Regions from separate parts of the Homo sapiens genome. Here region 2 is linked to region 1. Evidence: read pairs that join two places in POLR2A ChIA-PET (ENCODE). Cell type or tissue: endothelial cell of umbilical vein. All regions are shown on one strand.

Region 1 (2,500 bases):
AATCATGGTGGAAGGTGAAAGAGGAACAAAGGCATGTCTTACCTGGTGGCAAGCAAGAGTGCGTGTGCAGGGGAACTGCCCTTTATAAAACCATCAGATCTGGTGAGACTTATTCACTGTCATGAGGACAGCACGGTAAAAACATCCACTCCCGTGATTCAATTACCTCCCACTAGGTCCCTCCCACAACATGTGGGGATTATGGGAACTACAATTCAAGATGAGATTTGGGTGAGGACACAGCCAAACCATATCACCAACTCCTCCTTCCCCTACCCTAAGTTTACTTTTTATTCTAGAATCGAACTTTTGCCATATTACCATATATAAGTTGTGAAGTAAATACAAATCGCCATGTGGAAAAGGAAATTAACTAGCAGAGTGTAGAATTAATTTATTTAGCCAGGTTGTTGTGCCACTCTTGCCCTGCTTCACCCTTAATTTTTTGAATGACTACCTACTATATTCCTAAAGAATGGAGAGCTATTTGGAATCCATCAGTGACTTTAATTTGCTATTAGAATGTAAGTTACACTCTTTTGAATTCTTCTGAAGGACTCCTTTCCCTTCCCAAAATTCTAGTTTCCAAACTGAAATATTAAAAAATATTTCTGCAAGTTATTTTTCCCATACTCTACTGTAATTAAACCACTATTTGTGGTTCCCCCCCCCCCCACACAGACACATAAGCCCCTTGAAGATGTGGGCTGCCTCTCTTCTGTTTGCTCTTGTGTCTCCAACCCCTAACGGAATGCTCAGCACATGGCAGGTTCTCAAATAAGACTTGACTGAACGAATTAATAGAAATGATGCTAATTCCATGTACACTCAAAAGAATACCTCTTTGAAAGCCAGTAGCTTCACTCTCTTCTGCCAACCCAAGACTTCTTCACATCATAGATACTTACAAATAAGTTACAGTAAGCAACAATTTATAAGTAAACACAGTGTGTCAATGCATGCCAAAAGGATGATTACTTTTCTTGGCTATCCATAGCAGGACATAAAATATGTCCTTAGATTTATTACAGATGGCCAGCCGGTATGCACCAGAGAAAATAGTGGAATGGGGGAAGCCAAAAGTTGTGAGTCTGTCATAATGATGTCAAGTGACACACTTTTTCATTGCGATCTAGGTGTACCATACCTTAGCAAAAACAATCTATTTTCCATTTCTGGATTTCTTAATAACTTAAACTATATAAATAAGCTCCTTTTCCATCATATGAACTGTTCTTACATATTCTCTGGCCTTCCTTTGTCCAAATGTTGAGTTGAAGTTTTCATTGCATATTCTCTGTGCACTTTGCATTACCTAATGGTTTCCTGGCTCATGTGAGAGAAGTCAGCGTCAGCAGTCGGGTTTTGCCGAGATATTTTCTTGTCCTTTCCAGCATAGAGCTCTACAAACAAAGGCAGGGTTATCACATGTACCCGAGAGCTGCCTGGGAAAAGTGGGAGCTATAGTTATCAAAATTGGAAACTTTATGAAGTATGCTTTTGTCTCCGTTTTTGTTGCGTTCAATCAGATCAACAAGTGTTGGCTAAGTGTTGAGCGTGGTTTCCTGTGGGATTGTGTAAGGCTCTGTAGGACAATAAACGTGTTGGGGGCACTGAGTAATGTAGCCATTTCTGACCCGGCAGCCAGGAAAATGTGAAACAATTTGCTTCTGGAAACAGGACAGCCGGGGCCGTGTTCCTGCAACAGCAGACCAAGCACCGCGGCGGACCCAGGCAAGCACGGAACAAGCTGAGACGGTGCGTTTAAGCGGCAGGTGGCTACTCAGTGTCGCATACTATGCGGAAAATAGGTTTGGTTCCCGGTGTTGTGGGGCCTGAAGTTACAAACTTTGGGAAGCTCACTTTAAGAAAAATAGTACAACATTTTTAATATGAAATTGCCAGGGCTTTCTCTGGGACTTTAGATGGGACCAGGTAATTTGGAGGCCAACGGCTGAAACTGCTATAATTTCACTGTAAATTCACTCCTTGCTCAAAATCTCAGTTAGGGAAGCTCTCAGGTTGTTTATGTATCACCACCAGTTCTACCTAGCTTTGTGTGTATTCTCTGCTAATTTTCTCCATCCGCTTCTTTAGGTATTGCCTTTCCATAGCCTTTCATATTGGCCTCATAACTGCTTCCAAAGAGACATAGAAATGTTCCTTATACCTTCTTTAACTGTGTTTTTATGATGTTACTTTAGCTACAAATATTTGCTCTTAGGTTCCTGAGGTCTCCCTAAATCAAGTGCTTTGTGTATTTTAGATGGAGATAGACAGGTGGGAGGGAGGTGAACCATGCAGTTGTACTCATATCCATATAATTTTGAAAGATTTTGTGGGCCACAATGATTTCATTGGATTTGAAAAGGAGTGCAACTTTGTGGTCCATGTAAGTGCTTCTCAAGCTTTCCTGTGCACGTGGATCACCTGGGGATCTTGCTAAAATGAAGATTTGGCTGCGCGAGGTCTCGGGTGGGAACTGAGAGTCTGCATGTCT
Region 2 (2,500 bases), 86 kb after region 1:
TGCATCAGTAACATCTATGTTTGGTTTCTGTCCAAAGGGAACTGTCAAAGAGTACAGATTTGTCCAAAATCTACCCCACATATCACCTATATTTAAAAAAGAATCTGTTAGTATATGACAACACAGCAGAAATGTAGACATAATTTATTAAATATATGGACCATCATTGACACTGTAAATTAGAAAGAGATTTCTATAATCTACCATCCATGGTACAAAATATTACAAATTAAGCTGTTAGTAATTCCTAGTGTTGGCTTCAAAAGAGATCATATAAGATCATCATTCAGGAACTTCTACTAACTGGTAACTAAATTCCACTTTTATTCCTATATTCGTGTACTTAACTTGGTGACTTTGTAAACATCTCAAACAAATGTTAAGTTGTATTCCAAGGCCAGGGACCATAAAAAAGAAGATGTATCTAGAAAAAGTCAATCCAAGAGCAGGACCAGAATCCTGGTGCCAAAAAAATGGGGCAACAAACTTCATGAAGAGTACTCCTGTAATCCCAGCACTTTGCAGAGCTGAAGCAGGCAGATCACTTGAGATCAGGAGTTCGAGACCAGCCTGGCCAACATGGTGAAGCCCTGTCTCTACTAAAAATACAAAAATTAGCTGGGCATGGCGGCTTGAGCCTGTAATCCCAGCTACTCAGGAGGCTGAAGCAGGAGAATCGCTTGAACCCAGGAGGCAGAGGTTGCGGTGAGCTGAGATCAGCCACTGCACTCCAGCCTAGGCGACAGAGCGAGACTCTGAAAAAAATAAAAGTACTCCCTAAACTTATATTTTAAAACATAAAATTTAGTAGTGATACATGTGAAGTCCTATGCTTAAATTTTAAAGAAAAACCTATCCATCATAAAAACATATATGTGACATCAGGCTAAAGCACAGTCCACATGTAAAAGACCAAAAATGAGCCAACAAACAGTATGACCTGGCTTCTAAAGCATAAATGTGAACTTGAGCTAAATCAATAGAAGTATAGTGTCTAGAACAAAGGTAGTCATGGTACCATGTCTTTCTTTATGTTGGTCAAACCTCATCTGGAGTAACTGTTCATCTCTAAGCATGATAATTGAGGAGGGACATTGACAAAGTACAGCTCATTGAAAGGAGAACAATTATAGAAAAGTGAGGTTTTAAGGAATGGTTGATAATGTATAAGATATTTAACTTGACAAAAGAAAATAGGGTAAACATGACAATAACAATAATAGTCACTAAAATGTATTGCACCAGGTACTATGCTGTATCTTATATGATGGTTCTTTATGAATATCTGGAAGGTCATCTTGTAGAATAGGAATTGACATTCTGGGTAACCTCATAGCATGGAAATAGGGCTAATGAATGGAAGGCATCAGAGGGGTGTTGCTTAAGTTCCACATAAGGTAGAATTGTATTACATTGGTTCCATGTAGCAGTAAATTAGTCTATATTGGAATGAAGAAATTATCCCATCACACCAGACAGGTTTAAGCAGAAACTGAATTACTAAATAATGCTTGCCATTGACATTGTAGGAAGGATTTCCATATTACTTTAGAGTTAAAAGCCTCCACAGGTCCTTTCTCCGCATTCTCTCCTGCTGACAGACACGAGGTATGGCTGTGGAGGAGATTAGCTTCCAGCAACTTAGTTTGACTACAGTAGAAATGCTATATATGCATGGCATGAAATTTTCAAATATTTATATTTTATTTGGCCTCAGCTGCTGCGGTGGGAGAGGGGAAGATGGTCACTTTCATTCATTCTTCACTTATACGATTCCAAGCCAAGCACTTTTCAGCAAGAGTAATTGGTGAAGTCTAGAATGAACTTAGGAAGCTTTCGCTCAAGCTATAACCTTCTGTTACCCCTGACCACCCCCAGCCAACCAAGCTCTGACAATATGATACTAAAATCTCAAATTCCACCTTAAGAGCTTAGCCAATCAACTTGAATACTAAAAATTATTTTCCCCATTTCCACTCTCATTTGAGCCTGTAATTCTTTCTCTAGTTATCTTAAATAACCCCTTTATCATTTGAATTGCAGCCAAAATAATAACTCTTTATGTACAAAAAAAGTAATACAATAGAGAATTGTTTAAAATAGACTTTTGGTTGAAGAAAATGCTTTCAAAATGCGATTTCTACAATGTTACTAACCACTTACAGAATTTTTCAAAAGTTTTATGTTAAGGCTCACTCAAAAAGGCAATTTTATTGTTAGAAATAACAAAGAGCCAAGTACACGAAGAATTCATGGGGCTTCTTACCAAGCAAATGAGCAGGGAGGCATCCAATTGGACTGATATAGGAAGGATAGGCATTCATCAACTTTGCCCTCACATAGGCATGAAGATGTTCATATAATGGTTTAATCTGAAAAGCCCAGGAAGAAAGTTTAAGACAAAGAGTAACCAATTCTAATTTCCATTCCACAACACTAGAAATAGGAGATTCTTTAAACAAGTAGAATTTCCCCAAATTATAATTCTTCTTCTCTCAAA

Evidence for each region. Peaks named below come from ENCODE experiments on the same cell type or tissue, not always from the same donor. Only the 100,000 strongest peaks of a DNase experiment are listed, where the experiment ranks them.
Region 2: POLR2A ChIA-PET joins it to region 1 with 9 read pairs; 2 of 35 experiments call an interaction of 5 or more read pairs at or near these places.

Annotation. Positions count from the first base shown.
Region 1 is chrX:15,499,183-15,501,682 of GRCh38, forward strand. BMX (BMX non-receptor tyrosine kinase) reads left to right here and starts at 1,625. Exons shown (of 19, transcript NM_203281.3): 1 at 1,625-1,758. In endothelial cell of umbilical vein, no CTCF peak of the experiment used is centred here; a DNase peak (open chromatin) is centred at 1,389; H3K4me3 peaks cover 1,185 bases; H3K27ac peaks cover 2,500 bases.
Region 2 is chrX:15,585,487-15,587,986 of GRCh38, forward strand. ACE2 (angiotensin converting enzyme 2) reads right to left here. Exons shown (of 18, transcript NM_001371415.1): 6 at 2,267-2,372; 7 at 1-86. Among named protein-coding and RNA genes, the nearest start is that of ACE2, 14 kb to the right of the region's middle. In endothelial cell of umbilical vein, no CTCF peak of the experiment used is centred here; no DNase peak of the experiment used is centred here.